Linked DNA regions of Mus musculus: all the other regions are linked to region 2. A link is a loop called in an ENCODE intact Hi-C map of the cell type or tissue named here. Cell type or tissue: heart. All regions are shown on one strand.

Region 1 (4,000 bases), 110 kb before region 2:
GAAAAATCTCTAATAAATATTTACCAAACTGATCTGTAAATATAATTTTACTATCTTAGCCCAGTACTGGGCCTCAACCCCAAAAGAGTCCATTGGTGGATTAATGAAAAACCATGATGGAGCTCTGAGTGTTTACAGAGTATGTTTGAGATCGCAACCTAATTTCTATACAGGAATGAAGAAAAGCTGTTGCTGTGTTCACTGTAAGGACAAGGAAACTGAGGCCAAGAGGTTAAGAGACTTGGCTGCATTGCTGGCTGTATAGTGCTAGAAATGACAGTTTAAAATCGTTGGTTTCCAAGGTCTGTAAGTTTTTGATCCTACTGACCTAGGCCTAACGAATAATGGCTGTTCTTACACACTGCCCAAAAGATGCTGTTATCTTTTTCTCTCTTAATTTGTTTTTTTCTAAAGGCAAAGAAAGAAGGAAAGAAGGAAAGGAAGGGAGGGAAGGAAAAAGAAAAGAAATGTAGGGTGCTGGGGTGTAATTTAGTGGGAGAGTAAATTGCCCAGGATGCACAAGGCCCTGAGTTCTATCCTTAACCCAACCCTAACAAAAGAGGGGGAAAGGAGGGAGAAGAAAAGGAGACACAGAGACAGACAGACAGAGACACAGACACACACAGAAAAAGAGAGAGAGAGATAGAGAAAGAGATGCGTACTCAGGAGGTGACAACAGGAGGATTACATCACGCCCAAGGCCTAGTCTACAAGGTGGGTTCTGGATCAGTACCAGGGCTATGAAGCAAGACCCTGTCTTAAAAATAAAAACAGCAACAAAGGGAATCTTCATATCAGTGTACAAGACAAAACCAAAACTCCGCTACACTGGCTGACTGAAGTGCAAAAAACTACACGCTCAGCACAAGACCGTCATCTGCCCAGTGCAGAGAGAGCTCTATTTTCTTGAACAAAGCCGGCTTCAGACCAGCTCTGAGATAAGAATAGCAGTTACATGGACTGCCTACAAGATTTTAAGGGGCAGCTAAAGGAACCAGCTGAAGCCATCTTCAATCATTGTTTTCAATCATGTCAAAAGAAGGAAAGAGATCACTCCTAAGTCTGGGCAGCCTCGGGCTTTACCATCACCTACAAGGAGGCTCCAAGCACTCCTAGGATGGGCGAAGCTGGTAAGGAAAGGTGACAAGAGGCAGGAAGGATGCCCCAGGCCTCCCCGAGACTGCTCGAAGCCTGTTAAAGACAGAGATGGTGGTAGCTAGTGGTGGGGGTGGGAGAGGGAGCATGTGGGAGACTGTGAAGGAAGGTGTGGGGGGACAGATATAACCCAGCATATAGAAACCTGTCAGGATGGGATTTATTTCTGTTCTGTGAGGGGGTATAATAGGGCTTTGCCTGCACTCTCAATAGCTGTTTTGAAGTGAACCCGGCTGGTATATCTTTAATTTGTCATTTCATTATGAAACTGTTTCCCTTCCAAGAAGCCTTCACGTCAGGAAGCTCTGTCTGCCCACACAGGAAATTCCTTTGCTTCAACTTCCCCAAAAAGGAAATTTCCCTCAGAAGTGAGCCCAGCATATGCCTTTGAACAAGGCTGATTCAAGAAACTTTGGCAGCCGAATCCCAAAAACACCCCTGGCTTTCAGCTGCTGCCGGGACCCAGGGATAAACAGTTGGTCTCTGGGCCAGTGGGTGGGGACCCCACCAAAGCTCTCCATTCTCTGATGCCGCCCTTGTCCTCTACTGCAGCCTGTGGGACGTGGAGAGCTTAAATCTGCCAGGAAGGATTGAAGTATCTGCATCCAGATCCACAGAGACAACAGATAGACCACACACACACACACACACACACACACACACACACACAGACACAGACACACAGAGGCATCCCAAGACAGTGTCGGCACACACTTATCAGGATCGCACATAAGATTTCAGATTTTTGCCAGAGAGGACAGGATTTCAAATGAGTAGAGCACACATAAACAACATGGTAAGTAACAGACTCCCAAAGGTGTCTATCACTCAAGAACCTTTACCTCGGGTGATGGGATTTTCCACATAACTTTTCCCAGTGAAGATTCTCGGCGAAACATGGGAGGCGGGAGATGGGGGGGTGGGGACGGGACGTGGGGAGTATCTCCAACCACATCCCTGTAAGAATTAATCTCTCAGACATCGTGAGAACAGCTAAGTGGTGAGAATCCAGAGCAGCTGTGCTATAGAGAATTTTATGAAGCTTCTGAAGAGAGAAGCTGCCAAACTTGCATTTAAGTTTTTAATTTTCCATTTCAAATCACTTTATTTAAAAAAAAAAATCTGTGCAAAGGACGGATCTATCTAAAGCACAAAAAGAAGAGACGGTGTTGAACCTCAGACTGGGTGTCAGGCAGTGGCCAGTGAGAGACGGAGACAGATGAGGAGCTAAGGCGGCCCTGGATTTTCACCCTGCAATTAGAGGGCACTAGAACGGCAGCCTGCTCAGAGCTGATCTTATTACACTATTTATGTGCCAGGGCTCTGAAGAGATATTATTTACCAGGAAACAGAGCCGTATTTAAGAGACGGATGAGAATCATGAAGCTCACTGAAATCTCAATATATGAACCTTGAGGTTTGGGGTTGCGGTAGCCATTTGCTGTGAGGTGGTTTTTTAAATGTTTACTTTGGTGAGTTATCCTATTTTTCTGAAATTTATGAAGTCTTAACCGCAGTTGAGTCTCAGAGGGAATGTGACACTGTTTTTCATTCTTTTCATCTAGATAATAGGGCTTTGGTTTATACTGGGAAGGAAGGAAGACAGAGTCTGAGAGGCCACTGGACTGGCTACCAGCTCTGTGAGTGGCGCTGGCTGAGCTTGCCTTTTTAACCTCCTTAAACTGGACTTTTCATCTTAATGGTGAGGAGAAGGAAATTCAGTTCACAGGGCTGTCAAGAGGACTCAGCGACAAAATGTCTTACATGCGTGTAAGTTACCCCGGTAAGGTCAAGATCTTCCTGACCCCCTCACTGAAACGTGAATTCACGCGCCCCTTCTGTGTGTGAGGATCTGTACCTGCAAACTCACTGTTTCTGCCCAAGGACACAAAGGGCGTGGATCCTCAGCATGATGCTGGCCTTCAGATGCTCAGCTTGTCTGGTCAAGATCATCGCTGGCATCATCTAGAGATAGCACCCGAGCATGCTAAGCAGTAGGACTGGGTGCTCTTCTCAGCCTCGGGGCTCCAGGTTTAAAATACTTTGTCTTCATCAAGCAAGGGACCTGGATTTTGTCCTGCTTCACTCGTCTATCTCCTGAGCAAAATTACAGACGTTATTTCCAACTTGATCCTTGGCCTTCCACGTCAGCTACAGATCCCTCCGATACAAGGGAATTGAGAAATTTAATAAACTAATTTGCATGAAGAAAGGACGTGGGTTAGTCACCATCTCTATCCAAGGCACTACCTACCTACATTCCTGACTACTTTTAAAAAGTGGGGCTAGGGGCTCAGAAGAATTGCTTAGCAGCCAAAGCACCCACTGTTCTTATAGATACCCCAAAGCACCCTGTGTGTGCCAGTTTAGTTCCTAGCTCTAGAGGCATGTATGTAATACACATATATACATAATTACGAGTAACTTACTGACACACATAAAATAAATAAATCTAAAAAAAAAATGTTTTAACGGAGCTAGGTGGGAACATGCCTGATGCAAAAGGAATGCTTTTCAGAGGTGGAAAGGCAGGCGCAGAGAAGTTCATTACAGCAGATAATTCACACTCAAGGCGCTCATAGTCATTTCAACTGGGGGACCACATTCCCTGCTTTCGCAGAACACTGGCCCGGTTCAGAGGCAACTAGAAGCCCTCTCTGTCCTGGGTGCAGCAACAGGCACTTGGGAATCTGAATCTTCCATTCAGCAAACAAAGATGCCAATAGGCAGAGAGTGGCACAGCTGTAGGTACAATGTCAGCGCTACAATACTCCATTGTATCCGCCATGTTCTTTCCTCATAATGTGTGGGTGGTAGAAACCATCACAGGAGTTTTGTGATGTAG
Region 2 (4,000 bases):
AGAATGCCACAGCACTGGCAGAAGGGCTACTACGGACAACTAACAAGGCTCCATGTCACTCTGGGTGACCCCAGCCTAGCAGGGAGAGCTTCTCTTTTACAAGAGTGTCAAACAAGGCTCTTCCCTGCTCTCCTGTCAGACACCTTACAATCAAATGGTCTTTAGAGGTGTCACTGATTGACCAATTCAGAAACTTTCACCTTGGAAACTCCACCCCGGTCTGACTCTGGTCTTTTCCTTAACAGAACAGACAAGGGCTCAAAAGTAAACAAAGTACTACCCCGCCCCCCATGGCTGCCTCTGGCCAGGCTCCTGTGGCCTCCACCTCACCAGTGGCTGAGGAATTTACTGCCGCTGACCAGCTGTTTGTGCTGCAGGAGAGCAGATAGGGAGGAGTGAGAGAAATCTCTCCTCAAAGGCGGCCTTCGTGCCTTTAGTACAACATAGCATCCGCTCCTCCTTCAAAGACTCACTCGCATCCTTCACCCCAAGAAAAAGTTTATCACCTACTGGACTCAAGTGCTGTCCCTAGAAGCAAGCAACTTGCTTGGGACTTGCTAGTAAACATCTTTTTTTTTCTCCTCTGTTTCTGTTTCTGTCTCTGTCTCTGTCTCTGTCTCTGTCTCTCCCTCCCTTTCGCCATCACAGTGCCACATCCCAAGGACTAAATGAAGCACACATCACTCACTGAAGCATTTTCAGATGATCTGAACTAATCCTGGTTCTTCTTGATCTCCACAGTTTATTATGGAACAGGATAAACGCAAGCAGCTCCATGGTGAGAATTTTCATGCACACACAGACCTAAAAACACCAATGGCCTAGGCACACATTCACAGATTGTCTCCACAGATAACAATCCAAAAAAACAACAACAACAAAAAAATGTTACTCGAATAGGTGGCGGAGAATACATTTGGAAGACACATGTAAAAATAAAAGACATTGATAAAATAAAAAATAAAGGAGGTACCCAGAAAGCCGGGAAGGGCTGGGTTACAGCTAGCCCGTATAATAAACAGTTCTGTGTTCCATCCCCAGAACCAAAGTTTAAAAAAATAAAATAAAATAAACAACCTAAGACAACAAGGAAAAAAATTGACATTGCGCGGAGTGCACACCACTTCCCTATCACACTTGAGGATGTGTTCCGATGGGGGCTTGGTTTCTCACATGTGTTAGCTCTTCTTTCCATTGGGATGCAGTGAAACAAGCGGTTCAACAGAGGCGCACTCCCTGATCCCAGCATCAACCGTGAGCCCATCAGGGCAGCAGGAATGCAGTCGGTTTAGAAGAGGTGGGAGAAGTCACGGGGTAGACCACCACTGTGACCCCACTGTGCCGTTTTTTTTTTTTTTTTCAACTGGAAGCTGTTGCTCTACCACTGGTCCAGATTTGTCTGCTGTCAGGTTTACTGCCATGGAGCCAAATACAGTTCACCATTCTAATACCCTATTATTCAGTTGCCTCTGTTTTTGTTATGAAGTGTGAAGTAAATCAGATTATCTATAGGACAAGACTTTTTTCCCCCTGAACTCGATGAAGAATCTAATTTATATTGCAAAGGAAAAAGTATCTCAGTATCCTAAATTCTTCAGGGAAGCACTCCCCGCTGCTCCAAAGCCTACCCCAGATATTCACCAACACAAAAGACCAAAAAGTTCTTCTGGGCTCTCCTGTGAGGCACAAAACAGAGACACCAATGCACCTTCGAAGTCCTCGGCAGCCTGACTTCGAACCCATGACCGTCATTCCTGATAAGAAACACCAAGGTCTGATTCTAATTATGAAAAACTAGTTAAGGCAGTGACAAAATACCTTTCCCTCCCATAGATCCTAGATGAACCGCTGTCACCGCCCCAGAGAAGAAAACAGGCTAGTTGCCCATTGTTTCCCCAACATCCATGCAAGGGGCACATATTAAATAGGCCAAACCATTAGAAAACTTGAGAAACTTCAGCCCTGCCCATTGAGCAGAACAGCTTGCCTCCTGGTGACTGGCAGAACCTTGAAATAAACGCAGCATGGGAAAAATAACTGAGGTAGACAGTCAAACCATCCTGCCTCCCAATGGTGGCAAACTTCACAACAACTTTTTAAAAGCAACTAACTACAGCACCTCAGCCTATATAGACAGACTGTGTATATACATGCACATGCGACTACCTGGAGGCAAAGGCTGTTTGCAAATATCCCTCTTGAACTTAGAGCAGGTCAGGGAGCTCCAAGACTGCAGCTTTTCCACACCAGCTTGGACTGTCAGAGAAGGTCATTTTGCTTAGCTACTTCTTTTCCACCCTTCATCACAGGAGTTTTCTACTTTCAGATTGCTCAACTTTCATATGCACTAGCGTAAAACAACTATTCAGCAACTTTATTCACCTTGGTTTAATTTTTTTTTTCATTGTGCAATGCCCAGGAAAAGCTGACACCAAGACTGTCTTAGGACTTGCAATCACAATCAGAAGAGAAGAGAGGGTAAAATTCTTGTGTGATAGAACGGGGGGGGGGGGGGGAGGAGGGGCGTAAAGAGAGAGAGAGAGAGAGAGAGAGAGAGAGAGAGAGAGAGCATCCTAGTGGAGCCCCTAGAACTTTTTCCCTAGAGACCACCCCTTGGGAACAAAAGTTACAATTCAGTCTCACGTTATGCGTAGGAATAAAGAGAAAGGGTTTTTCTTTTTCCTTTCTTATTTTTAAGCGCACTAATTACGGAGGTGCTCTACAGATCTGAAGACAACCCGGGTTCCTCCTACCAATTGAGAGCGGCATTACATTGTCAAAAAGAAAGGGAGTGGGGCTCTCTTTCTCTCTTGTCCTCTTGGGCTATTACCTTCCCCCTACCTTCCCTATTCCCTTCCCTCTCTCTCCACGTGTTCATGGCCTGCCTCTACTTCTCTACTCTCTCCCTCTCTCTGCTTTTTTCTGCCACAACTACCCTCTTGACTCCCCTCCCCTTGCCCTAAATAAACTCTATTCTATACTATTAAAAAAAGGAAAGAAAGAAAGGGAGTGGGGGGGGGAGGCAGGAGCCCAAGAGGATCTCGGCGGAGAGGGGTGCAGCAAGGTTACACTAAAGGGTACAGCGCGGCCGCGAGCTGCATCTCCTTTTCCCTCGCGCCCCAAATAATTCCCCGCCAGCCTAGCAACTGCACCAGCAGCCCCGGGGTAAGGGGGTTCCGATCGCCCAGCGGAGGAAGGAGGGGAATCCGATCGTTACCTTAATGCTAGACTGAGCAGGAGTCTCAGACATGTCTCACAGCGAAAGGGATCAGGAAGTTCTCAGTTTTTTTCCACTTTCCTTTCCTCTCCCCAACCCAGAAACGCTCGGCGGGGCAGCGGGATGCGGTCGTTTAAGAAGTTTCTTGCAGCATCGCTGGCGGCGGCCGCCCGAGGGGGAGGGGGGGCTCTTCTCAACGCGCGGATTGGGCGCGAGGTGCGGGGGCGTAGGAGCCGGCGAGCACGGCGTGGGGTGTGCGGGTCGCGGCGCGGCGACCCGGGCGCAGCAGGCCGGCCTGGCGTGTCTCCTCCCACCCGCGGCCGGCGCGCCCGCCCTCCCGCGGCGCTCGCTCGCTCGCTCTCTCGCTCCCTCGCTCCCTCCCTCCCTCTCTCTTTCTCGAATGTTTTCCTTCCTGGAAGAGAGAAACTGAAAGGCAGAACTGAGAAAGCTCTCTGCTCATTGATCTTGAGAGTTTCAGGGCAGAAACTGACGTGAATTCCCAGCACCCGGCTCTGCCTCTTAAAGGAGCCACCAGGAAATAAAAGCTCGGGTTACCGCGGGCCGCGGAGAAATCAAAAGGCGTGCGGGGGAGGGGCGCGGGATGCCCACTGGGCCGCCCCGAGGCGGAGGACGCCTTTGGGGAACCTTGCAGCGTGGCCCAAGGACCAGCAAGCCTGGTTCATCTCTCTCCCGACTCCCCTGGCTGCGCCTCAGGAGGACCTGGGCCACGCACAGTAGGGGCTTTTCTGTGCACTCCCAGAGGCGCAAATGCAGCCTGGGGAC
Region 3 (4,000 bases), 53 kb before region 2:
ATCCTCCTGGCTTCAGCATCCTCGGTTGCTAGTATTATAGTAGTGTCCCACCAGGCTGGGGTTACCTACCCCCATAGAGCCACATGCGCTAAGCTACCACTCCACCATTGAATTACATACCCAGCCCTTTAGCCCTTTATTTGTTTGTTTGTTCATTGAGACAGGGTCTCACTAAGTTGCCCAGACTGACCTCAAACATCTGATGCCCTGCTCTCAGCTTCCTGAGTAACTTAAGACTACAGGAATGCACCGCCGCATTTGGTACAGGCTTTATTATTTTTATGGCCTGCCCATCTGAGAAACAGGGAATGAGAATTCCTTCTCTCAGCATATCGTTTTTCCTCTCTAGCCTCATTCCCAGTGCCCGTTCTTCAAGAATCTGAACTTGAGCACTTGTGTTTACTTTCGTCTGAGCTCCCTGAGGTTAGATTGTTGATGTCTACGCAAGCCAGCGATTAGCATTCTGACTTCAATTCCTTCTTCAGTGTCGGCCAAAGGAGTCCAAGAAGTTGGCCACAGCACCGCCTGGGAACAATAGGCCCTTTCTACCAAATACAGGTTTGTCTTCCTTTTCAAACTCGCAGGAGTTGGTGCTCTGGCAGAGAGGGCCACCTGAGGGTACAGACTTCATTGTGAAGCCAAGGGCTCCCCAAACAGGAAAAACCAACCAGCGGGTCATATGGCCAACAAAGTCAAGATTTTAGCCCCAGTTCCATTTATAGAATGGGAAAGGTGAATCTGATGGCCTGTCACAGCACAGACAGATACAGCCATGAACGCAATTGTCTTAGAAATGCCAGGCATGGGCTCGGAAGGGCAATGTGGCAACCACAAAGGGACTCTCCTGTCTAACCCCCAAGTCATCAGACTTGAGAAACCCTGACCATTCAGAGTTTCTCACTTATCTGTCTTCCTCGCTTATCTGCCATGGTCACAAAGAACAGCCAAGCTGACCCCACTGCTTCACTAGAGCCTCCCATGAGGTCGCTAGAAAATCCACAGCTGGAGCTTAAGCAATGGCTCAAGGGGTAAGAGCACTTGCTGTTCAAGCAGGAGGGCCAGAGTTCAAATCCTTAGCACCCACTAAGAAGGTGTGGTCACATGCACACCTGAAACCCAAGTGCTGCTGGCAGCAGAGAGAAGAGGATCCCTGAGGCCTGCCGACTGCCAGCCTAACTCCAAGTTCAGTGAGACCCTGTCTCACAAGGGAGTAAGACAGAATGAGAGAGTAAGACACTGGGTGGTTTCTTCTGGCCTGCTGACAGATTTCTGCCTACACGAACCATGAGCCCCTACATATGTGCCCCTAAACACACATACACATCTACCACCACCACCACCACCACCACCAACAACAACAACAACAACACACACACAACAACAACAACAACAACAACAACAACAACAACACACACACACACACACACACACACAAGAAAGGGGAAAAGAGGGGGGGAAGTTACAGGAGGGGAGGGAGCCTTCCCAAGTTCCCTCTATATGAGGCATGGGTGACGTGGGAGGTCAGAAGCCTGCCTATCTCAGAAGCTTCGAGCACATTCTTTTACTCATTTACTAATAAGAGCCAAATAAGGGACCATGAAAGCTAAACCTCACCACACGAGACTTCCTGCTCTGGGGGGTTTGTTCAGCACAGGCTCGTGACAGATAGTCTTGCAATGAGGGGCATCTGGGCTCCCTGGAGAAGAGACACTGTCTCTTATCCATTCTGTCCTTCACCAGCTGGGCAACTTAACCTGCCTGTGGTTATTAGTCAGTCTCAAGCATCCAAGGACAGACGGAATGACACCCTGTTTTTTCTCACACTGTTATCATCAGTAAGGAATGAGATAACCACAGCAAATAGTTCACATATTTTTAAAATGCCGCTCTCCAAATGAAAGGCCCTGTTATTTTCATTACTCGGTGGAAGCTGGACCTGGGGACATCATGAGCCAGGACACAAGGCTGATGCTCACAAGCAGAGGGACACTGGCTTCCCAAGGAGCTCTTGGCAGGGAAACTTCCAGAGGACTTGTCAAGAGTCAAGCACTAAAATGCCAAGTCCTCTGAATCCAGAAAGGACTGAAGCAAAGATGGTGGCTCCAAAGACAGACTCTGCTGCTCCATGCATGGTCTCCCGTGAAGCCTGTGGGTTCAGGGCTCCTGCTCCTAAGTTTGTGCTTCCAGAGACACTGACACGGGACACCCCCTGCCTGGGTGACCTTGGCAATGAGCGGAGCACAGAAGTAGGGCAGCTCAGCTGGCTGTCCTGATTGCTATCAATCTTCTAATGACACACTCTTCCCATCCTGAGGAAGCTGTGGTACTGGGCTAGTACCTATCTTCAGAGTCCTTCCACAGTTTTGGAAGGAAGCATCGTTTGCATTTGAGGAGGCTGTCTGTTTTCTGCCGGCCTCTTCAACATGGTTTTTTTTATACGTTTGTTAACCTAAACTCTGGTATTCCGTGTCCTTAAATCAAAGAGAGCAGGTCCGACCAGTCTAAATCAATATACGTTTTTTAGCTACTCGGGCTGAAAAGAATTGAGCAGTCTAGAGTATGGGCTATTGGCCAAAGAACTGCTCTATTTTCCCAAAGCTGATGATCTAATCTAATGCTGCTCACAAACCTCTGAAGGCCAGGGCAGAGAGTAGGAGTAAAGGAGCCAGATAGTTCACACACACACAGACACACAGACATACACACACACAGACAGACACACACAGACACACACACACACACACACACACACACACACAGAGACACACACACACACACACACAGCACTAGAGCCTGGGTTAATAAAACTAGGATAGCTCAAATTTTGGAGTACTTTTGGCCCTCTAAACAAACTTTACTCTATGAGAAGCCCTCACGAGTCACGTCCCAGAGCTACTGAATCTGGGAATCGGTCCTTTTTTTTTCCATCCTGTTTTTATATGACATCATTTATTTCCTGCCTATAGTGAATTCACATCATATTGGGAAAACAACAGAAAAGGAAAAGACCACCCTTTCTTCCTTCTATTTCCTATATCCCTTCCTCCCTTGACCTTCAGGCTATCATCCCCTCTGCCACTTATCGTTCAGCCACAAAGCTTGGCGCTCCTCTTAGCGGCTGTCACTCACTCATCCAATATCTTCTGGAACTACCATGTTCACCCAGTGAATGACACAAAGAAGAAAGTCGGTGAAGACCTTAAAAAGCCGAGTCTCCGAGTTTATGGTGCTTGTCTTTCAATGGCGACACAGACAAAATACACGCAGGCCGAAATAACGTCTATAAAGAAACAGAGGAGTCTCAGATAAAAGCTACGGAGGGAAAACCCGGAAATGCTCTGCCGTGGCCAGATAGCTGCCGGCCTCTGCCTGTTCTCCTCTTCTCCATCCCTCTTCCTTTCTTTTCTCCTTTTCTCAGTTCCAATGTTTATGGACAGATGTTTAATTGACTATTAAGTGCACAGAGCAGTTACCTATCCCTCCTAAAATCTACCTCAAATGTTAAGTTGAAAGGGGTGTTGACAGCTCAGACAGTACAAAAGTCAACCCAGGAAAGTGTCCGGCTCTGTCATGTCACCTCTGGGAATAGCCATCACCCAGGAGATATTCTGAGGACCCTGGAGGGCTCTGTGAATCCTCCAAAACATCTCCCCGAGTCAGCCACTCGCTTCCTTCCACCCAGGACTCCTGGGATAGGAGAACTAACAGAGCACCAACTGCAAGCCCAGGCGATCAGGGTCAAGTGGTCTGCAGTCTCAGTATTATTTCATTTGGCTTGCCCATAAGTGTTTTTGATTATTTTTACATCAAATATTATAAAGTTGGTCCATTTAGATTCTTTATTTTATTTATTTGTGTGGGAGGGCGCACACGCCAGAGTGCACACATTAAGGACAGGAGACAATCTGTGGGGGTCAGTCCTTGTCTTTCACCTTTAGAGTCTCAGGATTTAAACTCAGGACTTCAGGCTTGGTGACAAGCACCTTCAGCCACAGAGCCA
Region 4 (4,000 bases), 220 kb before region 2:
AGTTAATGGGCCCCGGACAGAGGTAACACATGGAAAAACAGGGATCTTTAATTATTTCCTTCCTTCATAGCTACCTAATTGTGTGCCCAGTGAGGAGAAACCAAAGAATCATGGGCAGGCTTTGGAGGCAGCAAGACAATCACCCTCCAATTCAAGGATGAAGCCTGTGTTCTGGCAACAGCTTCCCCAACAAATATTTGGCCCTTTTACCTTATGGTTTCCCCAGAGTCGAGCCAGTCCGTTGGGATCCACTATCCGGAATATTTTGGATTCTTTGTCCTCCCATCGGATGAAGTTTTCGTACCGGCTGTCAGACAGCAACTGATAGACATAATCCCAAAGCAGTCTACAGTCTACAGAGGAGAGAGGAGAGTGCTGTTGAGAGTGTTTTTGTGGAGGCAGTCACAAGATTTAGAAAAGGGGTGTGGAACCACAGCTTGGGCCTGGAGTTGACTGTCTTATTTCCTTATTTCACAGGTGAAATGGGTCCTGAGAGAGCCGGGGAGCTCCTGCCGACCTTTGACCCTTTGACCCAGGGAGACTCGGTGTTGACCAAGGCTACCACCTTTATATGAGGACCAAGGAGGAACAGACTTGTTCAAAGTCACGACAGAACTTGAAGTTGTACCACCCAAGCTGTACCTGCAAATGAATAAATAGGCTTTGATAACAGGCTACAGAGAGGGTAGATGGATAAATGGTAGAAAGAGAATATCTCTCTCTCTCTGTGTTTCTGGAGGCCAGAGGTTGACATTAAGTGTCTTCATACATCATTTTCCATCTTACTAGTTTTGGAATTTCTCTGTGTGAGTGTGTGTGGGCATATCCATATACACTGAGACGCTAGAGGAGACACTGGTATCATGCTCTGTCTGCCTTATTGTCTTGAGACAGGGCCTCTCATTGAACCTGTAGTTCACCACTCCTGCTAGGCTGGCAGGCCAGCAAGTTCTAAAGACCCGCCTGTATCCACCGCCGTCCCCAATTCTGTGGTTACAGCTGTGCATTTTACATGGCATTTAACCTGACTTTTACACCACCGCTTGGGATTCAAACTCAGGTCGTCTTATTTGCATAGCAAGCACCTACCCACTGAGCTATTTCGCCAGCCCCTTCACCTACATCTTATTTATTTAGAGATATAGTCTCTCACTGAACAGGGATCCAGACTGTCTCTGTTTCCCTAGAACTGTTTTTACAGAGGTTTGCAGATACATACTGCCTTTATGTGAGTTCTGGGGGGGTCACTATCAGGTCCCCATGCAAACACTTTACTGACTGGTCCATTCCTCAAGACCAGAAAGAAAATCTTGTGTTCCAATGAGAACAGTATGATAAAAAAAAAATTAAAAGATTAGACTATTTTGCAGATGGTGGAAGATGCTGAAGGGATAGTGGAAGACAGGGGCTAAAAAGAAAACAGCAAGAAATGAAAAATGATGGGAAATTAAAAACTATGTGGCTTGGTGACGTTGGCTGTGGGGACTGTGGCTAGCATTTAAAAAAAATACAGATGTTCTCATTAAATCATCCTTTGGAGGTCTTTCAAGTTGCTTTATCATAATCATGGTGGAAAGGAACTTCGTGCAAGAATATCATTTCTCATTTGGAGAACTCATACCCAATTAAGTGGTCAGACAGCAAACATTCATAAGATGATTTAGTGTTGTCCTGCACTGGGCTCAGCCCAGAGTTTTGGCTGTGAATCTCTGGTTTCTAGTGCTGTAATGGTACCTGGTTTGCCCTCCAGCCCAGACCAAGGCGCAGCAGAGACAAACATGCACCTTCTGGGCATAGCAGATGCTGGACTAACCCCTGGCTTAAGAGTAGGCGCTGCCCTTTCCAGCTGCTCCCTGAACGTGCATCTCACGTATTTACAGGCACACCTGTGTGAGCAAATGAGTAGCACAGGCATGCAGGATCCCACAGGGACCAGAAGAGGGCGCTGGATTCCCCAGAACCAGAGGTACAGAGAGTTGTGGGCTGCCATGTGGGTGCTGGGAACTGAACTTGGGGTCTTTGCAAGAACAGCGAGTGCTCCTAACCGGCTTGCCAGCCCCAGTGAGTGCCTTTATAAAAGATAACTGCAAGAGCTCCCTTACGTATCTATCTGTGAGGACACAGCAAGAAGATGCTACCTAGGAAAGAGAGGGAACATCCATTAGCAGACCTCAAATTGACACTAGAGCTCTGCCCTTCAACCCTGGAGTCTCCAGAAAGTGGGGGCAGCACTTCCTTCCTTTTCCTCTTCCCTCCATTCTTCCCTCTCCTTCTCCTGTACTTCCTGTTTTGTAGACAGAGTTTCAGTATGTAGCCCAGGCTGGCCTCAGACTCATGGTGATGTTCTTGCTTTTACCCTCCAAGTGCTGAGGTTGCAGGCATGTACCACCACATTTTGCTAATTCCCACTGTTTGTGGTCACCTTACAGCATTTTGTTTCAGCAGCCTGGATGGCCTAAGACAAGACCTGAGCTGTGATTCTCTAGTCTGGCTTTGGTGCCACAATCAAAGGGCAGGCACACTTGAGTTTTCTGTAGTCTTACCTGACTGGAAAACATCTCCCCCAAACCAAGCCCTATTCACATAAAATGCTATTCAGTGAGGAAAAAATGAAGTGTGCACACGGCCCCTGTTCTGCATGCCTGTGTGGTAACAATCATGTGTGTATACCTATGAGAGGAAAAGCATGTGGAAGCCAGAAATCAAGGCTGGGCATCTCTTTAACTGCTATGCACTGAGAGACAAGGTCTCTCATCGAACCTGACACCCATCAGTGAGTGAAGCCTGACTGGCTGGCTGGTAAGTCCCAGGGTCCTCCTGCCTTCACTTACCCAGTGATAGGGTTACAGGTGAGCACCTCCATGCCTAGCTCTACTGTATCCACCTCAGTAAGGTTAACAGAAGGTAAGCACAGCTCTGGGCTCCAGCCCCGCTGCAGAGCTCAGACGTAGGCACAGAGCAGACAGCTCTCCTGACCTCCATTTCCATCTGCGCAGGGATTTTCCACTGCACTTTCTTTTACTATCATGGCACAGCCCAGCTGTCCCTTGGATTATTTCTTCAGCTAAAGGCTTACCCAGCCCTGGGGTGTCAGGTAGTCTTTTCAGAGACCTCAAACTTGGTTCCTGAATGTGACTGTATAATGTGCCCACTGGATGGCGAATGCAGGACAGGGCTCGCCGGAGAACAGACTGTACTTGTAAGCTTCAAGAACATTTGTATATTGCAGTGTTTTTCCCCTTTCATAAATTTGAAAGTAACCCCAAACAAGCTCCCAATTGATCACTTTAAATGACATTTAATCCAGCAAAGCCAACATTAGCTGCGTAATAAAAACGTTGACATTCAAGCCACACTGAATTACTCAGCCACTAACGGAAGTAGCAAGGGGAATTTCATGGCATAAAGCAGTTGCTTCAAGCTCAGAGTGTAAGTGGCTTTTATAGCACTATTGATTTCTCTGTTTCTTTAAAAATTATGCCCAGATGATAAAAATAACTGTCTGACCACACAGCCATGTTCTTTCTTATTTACTATAGAAGTATAAGCCACCTGAGTTATTTTTCTTTTCAATATTTCTATTAAGTAAAAGGCACAATCTCTTGTTCTCTAGATCTTTTGGATACTATTATCAGAGACCACCTGGAATTTTCTAGCTTTGTCTGATGCCATGTCTGTACAGATGCAATGTTCTTTGATCAATAATAAAAATGCTATAATTCAATAAATAAAATAGGCTATATTCTGTTAACAAAGTCCATCCTATAAAGCAACTGAACATGCATGTTTATTATTTTTAAACCATAAGTTACTTATTAATTTTAAGTTTATCTCTCCTTTTTAAAAAGAAGACTTATTTATTCATTTAATATATCTGAGTACACCGTTGCTATTTTCAGATGCACCAGAAGAAGGCATCAGATCCCATTACAGATGGTTTTGAGCCACCATGTAGTTGCTGGAAATTGAACTCAGGACCTCTGGAAGAGCAGTCAGTGCT
Region 5 (4,000 bases), 350 kb before region 2:
GGCTTCCTGTGTTTATAGCGTAATTATTAAATAATTCCTTTACACACATTGGAAATGGCATCAGGCAGTGTTATCAACTTTTCCTTGATTGTGGAGGGCTTTTGGGGCTGCTTCTAGGAATTTGGCAGGACTTTGACATTGGGCTGGGACACGAAAGTCCACTCAAGGTGACTACAGCTAAGGAATCCTTTGTATCTTGATGGGTCTTGTTAGAGCCCTGAATACAGTAACCTTGGGACCTTTGTTTATGCCTTGTTTGTTCCCTGACTACTTTGTTTATGCCTCAGGACTGGCCATTTTCTTTGTATGTACCTAGAATGATATAGAAGCAGACTAGAAAAAAAAATAACCCCCCTTCAGCCTCAGCCCTGGCTGGAGTCCTGCTATAGTGTTGTCTAGTTGTCTTTTTCTTTTCAACCCTCCCTCCCTCCCTTGAGACCCTGTTGGCTGACTGAGCTGGCTTGATCACTTCAACTATTAAACACATTTTAGGAATTCAAGCAGAGAAGGCGCCTCCACTCCACCCACTCTCAGTTTTGCTCCCCCCGCCCCCATACCAATTTTCTTGCTTCATAATCTTCCAAGGTTTTCTGTCTTCCTCTCCCATAAAGAAGTTTGGCCATTCTTTTTTTTTAGACAGGGTTTCTCTGTGTAGCCCTGGCTGTCCTGGAACTCACTTTGTAGACCAGGCTGGCCTTGAACTCAGAAATCCGCCTGCCTCTGCCTCCCGAGTGCTGGGATTAAAGGCGTGCGCTACCATGGCCAGCTTAAGTTTGGCCATTCTTATAGGGATGTCTTGCTGGAGAAAGCTTCTCTTCATCTTCCTTCATCTGACACTCTTATGATTTCATCTTAATTCAGGAAGGACTGTTTTTGTTGGATACTGGCCTTTCTGACTTGTCTGACATTTGTAAATTTGGTTGTGAAGCAGAACTCACAAAGTTCCTGCTTTAGAGATGAATATTGACAGGTGACACATTTTGAAAACGTGGGATTTATGAGGACAGTAGAGCAGGATTGTTAATAAGCCCGCAACACCAAGGTCCAGAAAGCCACCCACCCAAGGTCACGGTGGACATCAAGGACAGAACTCACTTTCCAGACTGCTCAGTCAGCAACAGTGTGTCCTGGCAGGCACGGCAGCTGCTCACCACCACTGTGTTTCATGGCTATGGAACCCAGAATGATAGTCAAGGGCACCCTAAGGACCCGAGGACTCATGGTGAGGGAAGGGGCACCATCCATCGTGTCTTACAGCGCAGAAAGTTCTTTCGTGCTGCCATTTGTCAGTTACAGAACCTTGGATTCAGAAGATGTTAAATACTTGTTGATTTGAACAAAGCACTATGGCTTGCTTATATATTTGTGCTTTGTGCTTGTGAAAAGACAAGGATTTTTCTTTGTGAAAAGGAGATTTTTTTTTCCAGTCGCCATCTCAAAGTGGCTGAGTTCGCAGGAGACAGACCACACGGGAGAAAGAATCTATCTGTACCTGTCTGGAGCCTTTCATAAACACAGGACAAGGAAGGAAACGGTGCCGTTCAATTGTGGCCACCAGGTGGCGCTACACACACGCTGTCGAGTCCAATTTTCTAGTCCTTGAGGATTTTTTTATTTACCAAAAGCAGGTGTGTGTGTGTGTTTGTGTGTGTGTGTTTGTGTGTGTGTGTGTGTGTGTGTGTGTGTGTGTGTGTGTTTAAAAACTCCACAGGTCCTGAACGTCTGTGCAGAATAGTAGAGATGAATGTAAGTGGGAAACTCCCAAAGAACTTTAGCTATCTAGTTGTGTAGCAGATAATCCTCTAATAAGTGGAGAGAATCAGGAGTCTGGCACAAGAAAGCGCTGGCATTCTAGGCTCACACTCCTCCAGGACTTGGGCTCCAGGGTTGGCAGGTCACTTGTGTGGACCCTGTTTCTACTTTACATCTTTGGGAGAATGGCGATTTCCACTTTTACTTAGGAAGCCTTTTCCTTCTAAACTTGTTTCATTTATTGAATTTTTTTTCCCCTTCCAGGACAGCCTGGAGGTTTCGAAGGAGGGATTAGACAAGGCCATGTCCGGTAGTTCCTTTTGGGGAGAGCTCTGGAACACCTAGTCTTATCCATCCCTCTGAAGGAAACTTGTGTAGGCACATCCGTGCTTCTCCGCATCCTGAATCTCCTGGTCTATTTAGCAAATTTGCTCTGAGGAGGAGAAAACCCAAACCCCACGCTTCCATCCCCAGAGCCCTTTCTTGGTACCACAAGAAACAAGTGAGTGTTGGCTCTCTGCCACTTTGATTGTAAGCCAGGGACCACTGCACCCGGATGCCCAGCAGTGATGACTGCTGAGGTTGCCAGCCCTGGGTACGCATTAGTGGCTGGGCCCGACTCCCGAAGTTTCTGCTGCGGATGCCGCTGGCCTGGAGACCAAACTTTGATGATCGCAGGGCAGAGAGCTGGTGGGGGAGAATCTGCAGCCAGAAAGAGCTGATGGTAGCGGCTTCGCTGAGCTTTTTCTCCGGGGGGGGGGGGTTGTTGTTCATTCAAGGATCGCAAATCACTGCGGAGTGCCTGTCCTCCGAGAGTACTGTACAGCGTTCTTTCTAGACCAGTGCCTCCGGACTTAGCATTGCAGTGGGATGAATACGAGCTGACTCTGGCTTCCCGGAGAGCCTGGTTTAATGGTTTCAGAGTGTAGTCTGGGCATTGGTAGCCTTAGAAGCTCCCTTAGTGGGTACACCTGAAATTCCGGTCCTCGGGAGCTGGAGGCAGCAGGATGGTAAATATAAGCCTGGTCTGGACGATATAGGGAAAGACCGTGTCACAAGCAAACAAGGCCGTTAGGTGAGCCTGGGCTGAAAATTACAGTTCTAACTCGTACTGTCCGTGCACTCTTCCATTTGTTGTTTGCTTATTGCCTATTGTCTTGAACTTTAAACTATTGACCCTCCCACCTGCATCTTCTGAGTGCACATGGCTCACAGGTGTGCACCGCCGTGTCCAGTTTATGCCGTGTTGGGGATGAAGCCCAAGGGTTTGTGGGTGCCTGTCAAACATCCCACCAACTCCAGCCCCAGCCCCCTTTCTCACATTTATTATATCTGAAATCTCACTGGGAACCCAGGTTTAACTTTCAAGATCTAGTTCAAATATTCCCTCCTGAGAGACTTGCCTCCCTCCCACTCCTCGCCATTAATTGCTGCCTTTTCTGTCTCTAGAAGTATTTTGGACACACTTGACTTATCACCTCTTTTTCACTGGATTGCAGTTATTGACATCCATACCTTCGCTTAGCAGTCAATGGTCCACCTCTCAGGGGTTTTAGTAATTTGTGACAGGATAAATCCGGTATGGGGGGCATGCAGTTAAGCATGCGTGGGACTCTGGCTAAGGCTGTTTATTCACCGTAGTTCTGCACAGCAGTTTGAGTGGGTACCCAGTGTACCAGACTCCAGCGGGTACTGGAGAACACAAGGGAGAATTTATCCTGGAGGTGGGTTCTTGTTCAAAACCACCCTGGGAGCCACTCTCAGAGAGACAGGCTTGGCTGCAAGAGCCCAGGCACCCACTACAGTCAGGATTATGTACACACCGTTGCTTGTCTTTCAAGAACCAGTTTTTGTCTCTCGCTCCAGCCATATCCATGCTTGGATTGTCGTTGGTTGCCTGCACACACATCGCCATTGCTGAGTCACATCTTGCTCTTCCCCCACAGTGCCCTCCTCGCTCTTGCTTGGCTGGCTAAAAGCCATGGCCTATGTAGTAGCTTCCTGGGCCTCCAAGGCTGAGCGCCGTCTCTTCATATTCTTTTAACAATTTACGCGTACAGTGTAACTCTCTCCAAAAGTTTATGTGTTGAAACCCCACAGATTTATGCTGATGGGGTTTTGAGGTAAGTCCTCAGTGCTAATTAGGAGTAGGTGACATCCTAGGGGACTGGAACCCTGACAGTGGGATTAGTGACTTTGTAGGAAGAGATGGTGTCTATGTTTACCACATGGCAGTCTTTATGGTGTC
Region 6 (4,000 bases), 110 kb before region 2:
TGTAGCTCTATTACTGGAATCTCAGAGTGCCATCTAACAGCTATTAGCATCCACAGTCGGTAGGAAGCACTAAGGATGACCAATTTCAAAAGAATGGGACTTATTCTACCCATCCAAGCTGGAAGCGGGAACGTGAGTCTAGGTGGCTGATAGCACCTGGGAATCCACACTGGGCATGTGGTCAGAGTCAGGAACTGCGTAAGTCCCCCCAAATCTTTCATTACCCTTGCCTCAGATGAGATTAGTAAAAGAACCCCTAAAATACTCATACTCGGCACAAGCAGCTGAGAATCCAAATTTACCTAGGACAGCAGTGAAACCAGTTAGCACCTGGAGGTTCCCTCTGCGATTGAGTTGTGGAAGGATGCAGCTGTCGGGGCCATTCATTCCTGCCTGAATCTTCAAGAGTGAGTTACAGAAGAGGTGCAGCAAAAGGACAGAAGAAAGGGGGGAAATGTATGCTATGTAGGAATGGGAACTGTATCAGACTTGGGTAAAGGCATCTCACTAATGCTTTCTGAGAATGAAGAGGAAGGGGAGAGGTTAGGGAAGTGTACAACATGCTAACATCATCCAGGATCGCCATCATCCCTGCCCGGGGGGGTACAGTCGGCATATACATGAGCCTGCTTATATGTAGAAGGGTAAGGCTCTTCAATCTGCAAACCTTAGCCTGTCAAGAGAAGGCCACAGAACTTCTCAGGACTTAAAAAAAAAGGGAGATAACAGAAACAAGGTAGACATAAGGTCATTTTCTGTTGACCATGTCTCTTTCCCAAAACTGACTGATTTTCAATGTCTCATATGTTTCAATGGTTCTGTTTGTCACAAACCTATGCAGAGTCTAGAGTAAATCAGACACCTCTGGGTTCACGTATTATGACGGTTAATTGTTAATGTTGACTGTCTCAAGGCATGTCTAAAGGACCTGGAGTTAGGAGGGAGATGTGATAAAGTCATCCCGGTAGGGGTTGGAGGGGAGGAACTAGGGATGTATTTGACCAAAACACATTGTGTGCAGTTCTCAAGGAATAAATTAAAATGTATTTGAAAACAGACAGGAACAAATACCCGAGAGACTCCTGAGGCACACCTCTGAGTATATCTGGGGGACATTTCTAGACACAACTGCATCATTAGGGCTGGATTAATCCATCGATGGGTCCTTAATATGATGGCATTACTGGAAGATGGAGAGAAACAGGAAGCTCTGTCTAGAGGAAAGAGGCAGGCCATCGGGAACACGGCCTTGGGAACACATCTTGCCCTGACTTCCTCTGCTTCCTCCTTACCCCATGAGGAAATTCCTCCACCGCAGGCCTTTACTGCCTTAATGATCTGCTTCATCAGGGGCCCGGAAAAGGGGGCTAGTGACCACGGACTGAACTCTCGGAAACCATGAACCAAAACATAGTTCTCCCCTGGATCTGTTCACATCAGATAATCCCAGCAGCACAGAAACCTAAGCCATGTGTGTATCTATGCACGTGGGGACCAGCAACTGCCAGCAGCCTCCGTCTAGTTCAGAAGGCAAAAAAAAAAAAAAAAAAAAAAAAAAAAAGTGAGAGCCCTTGACATGCAAGAGGTGGCTGTGTTTGCCCTCTGGATCCCACCGAGAGTCAGAGCAAACACCAGAGCTCTTGCTGGAGGAACTGCCTTAAATGTGCACACAGCTCACTGCAAGAAATGTGCAGCGAAAGAAAAGGTCAATAAACCTCTGGTTATATGTTTAAAGAGAGAGAAGAGAGACATCTATAAATAGCTGCATTTATTGAAGTTGCTTCCTTATCAGGAAGCATGGAGCTAGGAATTAACGTCTGCCTGCATCGGAAATTCTTTCAGACAGCACACCCAAAAAGGAAATTTCCCTTCCGAAGCATCCTGGCTGGCTGTTCCATTGTAGACAGCCACCCCCCTCCACTTTGGAGTTATCTGAAGCAGCTAAACTGGACCCTTATATTATCCCATGTGCTGTAAGGAAAACTGAGAACAGTGAGCATTTGGTTATAAAACATGAAGGTCCCCAAAGGAAGGTTTAAGGGGCAATAAAGGACTAAAAAACGTCAGCAGCTTGACCAACTTTGCCAGAAGTCAGTACTGCTTTAAGACACTGGCTGGGAATTAGCCTCAACTCTGGTGGTGATGTCACCACATGTCACAAGCAGCTGTAAGGAGAGGTCACCTCTGGAACACTACTGATGGCCAAGGGCCTAGGAAGATTTGACAGACCTGAGAAGATGAGAGGGGAGGGCCAGGGAAAGTTCCAGACTGAGGGAGCCTGTCAATCATGGGAAACTATCAGCAATGAAACCCTGCTTGCACCACAAGTCAAGAACACCAATCTCAATACTATGTGGACTGTGGACGAGTTAGCTCCAGGTCCTTTCCCTAAGGAGACAAATGTAGTATGAGAGTGGGGAAGCCTCCTGCTAAGCACAGAAGACCACAGCAGACCTGCACTGAGTTACCCTCCTCCCCACTATTGGCATCATGCCAGCGTTATGCATGTGAACTCTGTCGTTTACAGGAATCTCTCACCTCTCAAGAGTCAGCAGACATTTCTAGAAAGTTAGTCTTAGAGAAGCTGAACCCTCTACTTGGAAGACACTGTCCTGAGACTAAAGCCCATTCAGTCTTCAGAGCTGGTCCTCAAAGGCCTCTAAAGCCAGTCTTGCCATGGGTTGCAGAAATAAACTGAATTTCAATCTCAGGTCACACAGACACACACACACACACACAAATAAAGCAAAGGGACAGCAGAGCAGTGGGGGAAAACCAGAAAGAGACAGTCCTTACCCTTGGCTCTAACACTACCCGAGACTCCCCCTCAGCCTTCTGAAAGGGACATGCTAGCGTGATGGAGGCTCGTGCCTATCCATGTCCAAGGGGCGTCTTTAGAACCATGTCTGCCATTGAACCCTTTATTTCCCATAGTCTATCCACATTCTTTGGACTAATCTTCCAGTCCCAGAGACATTGCCTATATGCCTCCTCCTAAAGAGGCTAAAAGCTAGCTTGTGGGGCAGAAATCCTGTTAGACCCTTTCCCTCCTGTGTGAGCCTGGACAAGCCCATTGACCTGAGGCTGGATCTTGAACACCTGCTTCAAGAACTGTCACGTGATTAGATAACGTGTACGGATGTGTCTTGTTTCTCACGACACGATAAAATATTAACTAGATTATATTTAGCTCTCATGGTTGTCTCTGCTTTTGAGGACAAGCATGACTTCAAAGTATAGAGAATTATGGTTCCGGCCAATTAAAACAGAGGCGCCCGCCACATCTGTCTGTGTGTGCAGATTCTGATGGAGTTCAGCTTGCCTTGCAACTGGATGAACCCCAGTCACTCTGCTGAGGAGACACAGCAGCAGAGTGGGGTGAGCAGCGAGGCTCTCACAGGAACTAAATTATTAAACACACACACGCAGGAGTAGTAACGTAAGAATTCTGAAAGATTCACAAGGAAAGAAAGGAGAGCCAGGGGACCATTTCTGGTGTCCCGACTCTGGAAAACTCAGGGCAGTTATTATGGCTATTTATTAACCCACAACATCATAATCCAAAGCCCTGTTAGATATGATACATGAGTCCCGGGTTCCGATTTTTTTAGTATCAAATCTTAGGGACTGAGTAAGGCCAAACAGAGAGAGTAAGATGCAAAGCCTTCAGGTAAATGTCATTAACGTCGACCGCTGATTGAATGTGATTAAATCAACTAAACAGGGGATAGTCGTGCTTAATAGAGGTTTAAAACAAGGCACAGAACTACTGAAATTCTGCTGTATACACCTGAAACACATGTATCTTGCTACTCTACAGTCCAACCTTACCAATAGTGTTTGGGGCCTGGTACTTAAAAGGCCAGGAGAGCCCCTATGAACACATTACGAATCTGTTATGGTTTAGATCTCTAGATCTCTAGAGACCCATATGAAGAAGAGCTGGACACCAGAGCCTATGGTGTTATTAGAATATGGTGGAACCCTTAGAAGGTGGGGC
Region 7 (4,000 bases), 330 kb before region 2:
AAAGCATCAGTCTGGCCTTTCCAGCCCTCAGACCACAGCCACTTCTAAATAGAAGTTCCTGGGGAGTACCCCTCCTCCCTTTCCTGTCATTGTAGGGCACACTGCAGGAAGCCAAGGACATTGCTTCAGGGAAGGCTGCTTTTTCTCTTAAGAAACCTCAGGTCATTGAAACCAAATGGTTGTCTGTATCCTGAAATCGAGTCAGGCTGAGAAGGCGCGTGGGGGATTCGGTTCCTGTGCCTTGGGTTTCCCCTACCCAGACCCCTGTACCCAGCACACCTCTCTCCTTGCCTCCCAGACCCCTGTACCCAGCACACCTCTCTCCTTGCCTCCCAGAGAAAGCACAAGAAAGCCTTTGGCCAATCTAAGTCCTCGAGCCAGATTTAGCAACCCCTCATGTCTCTCTAAAGGTTAAACAGTTCCCACAGGGCACCAGAAAGGGTTATTGAAAACAGCAGGGTTTTTTTTTTTTCTTCTTTCTTTTTTTTTTTTTTTCTTCCTTAACTTCACTTCTGGTAAATCTCTGATCCAGCATCTAGTGGTTAACCACTGATACAGGAAGTGACATTTAACGTTTTTTATCACTCATCCAGAAATGGAAGAACAAGGCAAGTCTGTGTTTGGGGAAGATGGATGGCTGCCCACCACCTTCATCTTAAAGGCACATCACCTCTTTTCCTGATTGTTGGGCTGATGGCAGCGCATTTCCCTCCAGCCTGCTTGCTTCACTGTTGGGGGTGCAGTAGGGGTGTCAAGAGGGTAGTCAAGACCTTATGTCCTGGATGGGAACAACCTTGTTGGCCATTGATAGGGGTGAAACGGATGGTATTTGGTTCCTCTTTCTCAGGAGCCGTTGCATGTGGGGACAGGCAGGAAGGAAATGAGCTGGGATGCCTGTGTCCCAGGCAAAGGGAACCACAGACTCAGCCTGGGGTGGCTGAGTGCTGGAAGCCACCTGGCCAGCTGAGACTTGGAACAAAAATCCTGCCGGCTGTGGGAAGGAGGGCAGTCACCTGAAGCCTTGTCAACCCCTGCCAAGATGCTCCGTGACTCTTAAAGCTAATGTTGGACACGGCAAGCCATGACCAGGGCCTATGCATTCGGGTTAGCAAAGCAGTTAACCTCTGTCACTGGATGCTTTCCTGTTTGTCGTGTTAGAAATAAGGGGGTTTTCTGTGTAGCTTCTAGGTAAATCCCTGGTAACAAGGGTGACAAGGACAACAACAAACACTCTGAGCAATCCCTGCCCAGGCTTTGCCCCACCTACTGGGGGGTCTGAGGACATTGAGAAGCTTACATGGGAGCCCTGCTGGAGGGTGTGGGTGCATCAGACACTGCATTGCTGGCAAAGACCCCTGTCTTCCCATATTTACCAGGGTGATGGATTTCTCTGAGAAATTCCCCCTTCTTCTGGCAAGAAATGACACGATATCATAATGAAAAAAAAAGTCGCTGGGTTACAAATTATCCTTTCTCTTCTGGCCACCTCTGGTCTGACCACATGGATTCTTGGCCCTGTCAACACTAGGAGGCAGTGATGCCATGGGCCTGCTCTGTCACCGAAATGGGCAGGAGCTACAGGGTCAGCTGATGTTCACCACGAGGCCAGCTGGACCTGTGAGTCAAGTCACCTCTTGATTTCTGCTCTAGCTTGCTCTGGGGAGGATCTGAAGTGACTGTGATCTCTTGGAACCTCAGTTTGTCTATCTAGACACTGCTTTGGAGATCTCAGGAGAGCTACAGATTGCTGCAAAGGAAATGTGTCTTTCCAAGTTTGCACTTTTCTCCATGAGAGGGAAGGCATGGGTGACTTCAACGTGTTCCTGAAAGGACAGAGTTGCACACAGGTGTCACATGCCCCAGGCTGTAGGCACCAGTGGTGGTGGGACTTTGTGTTGGAAGTAGCTGTGAGATGAGAGCATGATTCTGGTGGTCCTCAGTGCGAGCTCTTTCTCAAGCACATGCCTGCTCCCCACAGAGACTTTTACCTGATACACCAAAGTGGAACAAGCATCAAAGCCAATGGAGCACTTTCCTGTGCCACAGGACACAAAACCACCCCACATCTCTGAAGAAACAGCAGTCTGCTCACTGGTGCCAATGCCTGGCTGCCCATGGTTGGGAACTTAGGAAACAGTCCTGACCAGGTCCCCCTTAGAAACCAGCACAAGCATTTGCATGTGAGTGTACATGCATGTATACATGCGTGTGTATGTGTAAGTGCATTTGTATGAGTGCATGCACATGTGTGTGTGTGCATGTGTGTACCCATGCCTGTGTATGTGCAGAGGCCAGAGGAGAACATCTTTACAGTATTCCCTTGAAGAAGGCAATCCCACTGGAGTTCAGAACACTTCAGCTAGGCTGTGCCCCAGCGATCCAGCCATCCCCCTCACCTACAGCATTAGGCTTGCTGCAGCCATGCATGCCCAACTTCTTGGTGGGTGCCAAGGATCCAAACTCAGGTTCGCATGCTTGCTTGTGCAGCAAAAGTGCTCTTACCCACTGAGTCACAGCCTCAACATTTTTATAAGGGTCTTAAGCACATTGACATACAGTCTGTGTAGAGAGCCTCCTATTTAAATGAAGAGATTAATAAGTTAAAACACACACACACACACACACACACACACACACACACACACACACACACACACACACCACCACCACCACCACCACCACCATACAGAAAATTATATGCTCTGATTTTGGTAATTACAGAGAGATGCACAGAGGTAGAGCCTCTTAGCCCTGCCCAGGAAGAGCCGGTGCAGGAGGAAACGTCTCAGATGAGATTTCAAGATTAACGAGGTGAATCAGTTGAGAAGGAGCTGTGGTAAAAGCAGGTGAAATTAGGAAGGATGTGAGATTGGGGTGGGTAGGAGTCAGGACATGCTTTGCTGTCTCCCAAACTGTGTTAACAGCCACAACCTGCCTGCCGGAAGTAGGGGGTAAAGGGAAGGGAAGGAGCAAGGGTAACTTTAGGTTTGTCACGGGCAGTGGGTGGCTGCAGATGCCAAGCCTCTGGGCTTGAGGCTCTACGTGGGAATAAGTAGACTTATCTATGGGAGGCTCACACAAGTCCTAGACGCTGCCCAGGCCCGAGAGGTTTTGCAGGCAGCTCGTGATTGGTGGAGTCTGTCCAAGTGTCCTGTGGGTAACGAGGTCATCCTGGGAGCATCATGGGACGATGTTCGCCTCAGGGCAATGATGAGGGTGGGTGCTGCATTTTTTGCCTTTGCCAATCTGTTCAGATTTCCAGGGCTGCTTCCCACTCAGGAAGCTCATTTCCTCAGCTCAGCCCACCCAGCTCAACCCCAGAGTCCTGAGGCAAACCAACAGCCAGTTGCCACGTTCTGTGATCCGTTATTGCATCCGTTTTTCTCACTTAAATCAAATCTTACTATCTACCTATACTCACGGAAGAAATCCTCAAGTTGGGTTCTTAAAATAATAAGTAATAAATGTTTCTCTCCTCCTTGGTAACTCTCCCCCTTCCTTTTCTTCTTCTTCCCCCTTCTTCCTCATTCTCTTCCCCTTTTCTCCCTCTCTCTCCCTTTCTTTTCTCTTCCTCCCCTGCACCCTTCAAGCCAGAGTGTCTTTATATAGCCTAGGCTGGATTTGAACTAATGTTTTTCTTGCCTTAGCATTCTGAGCATTGCCATTACAGGCATGTGTGACCTTACCCAGACTCCTTTATGTTTTTATTAATAAACTTAGGTTCTAGTAGAGTCCTTATAGACACCCATGTCATTTCTGCCTATGGACTTCCCTCATCTGGAGAGTACCACACATTTTTTTTAATTACATACAGCTGTGCATTTCCACTCCTACAATCCACTGGGGCTATTTTCAAATTCTATAGCTCATTGTTCCTGTCACCCGTTCTTGATTCTTTGTCTTCTCATACTCTTCCACTATTATCCGATTGCCTTTTGGAGGGTTCTTTATTGCTTTGCTTGGCATACTGTTATTGCACCAAAATTTTAAGAACTTATTC

The links. Peaks named below come from ENCODE experiments on the same cell type or tissue, not always from the same donor. Only the 100,000 strongest peaks of a DNase experiment are listed, where the experiment ranks them.
Region 1: a loop joins it to region 2, with 4 times the contacts of the local background. A loop is called at or near these places in 14 of 42 quality-filtered maps.
Region 3: a loop joins it to region 2, with 2.2 times the contacts of the local background. A loop is called at or near these places in 8 of 42 quality-filtered maps.
Region 4: it touches region 2 in a loop (2.0-fold over the local background); 3 of 42 quality-filtered maps call a loop at or near these places.
Region 5: a loop joins it to region 2, with 7 times the contacts of the local background. A loop is called at or near these places in 11 of 42 quality-filtered maps.
Region 6: it touches region 2 in a loop (3-fold over the local background); 14 of 42 quality-filtered maps call a loop at or near these places.
Region 7: a loop joins it to region 2, with 2.0 times the contacts of the local background. A loop is called at or near these places in 3 of 42 quality-filtered maps.

What each region holds. Positions count from the first base shown.
Region 1 is chr6:134,149,628-134,153,627 of GRCm38, reverse strand. The region is part of intron 2 of Etv6 (ets variant 6); the gene reads right to left. Among named protein-coding and RNA genes, the nearest start is that of Gm52920, 35 kb to the left of the region's middle. In heart, a CTCF peak has its summit at 1,649; a DNase peak (open chromatin) is centred at 1,577; H3K27ac peaks cover 2,891 bases.
Region 2 is chr6:134,035,356-134,039,355 of GRCm38, reverse strand. Etv6 (ets variant 6) reads right to left here and starts at 3,656. Exons shown (of 8, transcript NM_007961.4): 1 at 3,218-3,656. The coding sequence starts at 3,250. In heart, a CTCF peak has its summit at 2,055; DNase peaks (open chromatin) are centred at 315, 3,375 and 3,795; H3K4me3 peaks cover 4,000 bases; H3K27ac peaks cover 3,698 bases.
Region 3 is chr6:134,088,063-134,092,062 of GRCm38, reverse strand. All of the region lies in intron 1 of Etv6 (ets variant 6), which reads right to left. Among named protein-coding and RNA genes, the nearest start is that of Gm46978, 21 kb to the left of the region's middle. In heart, no CTCF peak of the experiment used is centred here; DNase peaks (open chromatin) are centred at 522, 1,006, 1,622 and 1,982; H3K4me3 peaks cover 561 bases; H3K27ac peaks cover 3,651 bases.
Region 4 is chr6:134,258,043-134,262,042 of GRCm38, reverse strand. Etv6 (ets variant 6) reads right to left here. Exons shown (of 8, transcript NM_007961.4): 6 at 211-353. Among named protein-coding and RNA genes, the nearest start is that of Gm17089, 11 kb to the right of the region's middle. In heart, a CTCF peak has its summit at 1,920 (motif pointing right); no DNase peak of the experiment used is centred here; H3K27ac peaks cover 407 bases.
Region 5 is chr6:134,387,234-134,391,233 of GRCm38, reverse strand. All of the region lies in intron 3 of 4933406J09Rik (RIKEN cDNA 4933406J09 gene), which reads left to right. Among named protein-coding and RNA genes, the nearest start is that of Bcl2l14, 7.1 kb to the left of the region's middle. In heart, a CTCF peak has its summit at 1,534 (motif pointing right); no DNase peak of the experiment used is centred here.
Region 6 is chr6:134,142,191-134,146,190 of GRCm38, reverse strand. All of the region lies in intron 2 of Etv6 (ets variant 6), which reads right to left. Among named protein-coding and RNA genes, the nearest start is that of Gm46978, 33 kb to the right of the region's middle. In heart, no CTCF peak of the experiment used is centred here; DNase peaks (open chromatin) are centred at 1,260, 1,870 and 2,180; H3K4me3 peaks cover 340 bases; H3K27ac peaks cover 3,908 bases.
Region 7 is chr6:134,363,698-134,367,697 of GRCm38, reverse strand. All of the region lies in intron 3 of 4933406J09Rik (RIKEN cDNA 4933406J09 gene), which reads left to right. Among named protein-coding and RNA genes, the nearest start is that of Bcl2l14, 31 kb to the left of the region's middle. In heart, a CTCF peak has its summit at 1,527 (motif pointing right); DNase peaks (open chromatin) are centred at 187, 867 and 1,537; H3K27ac peaks cover 974 bases.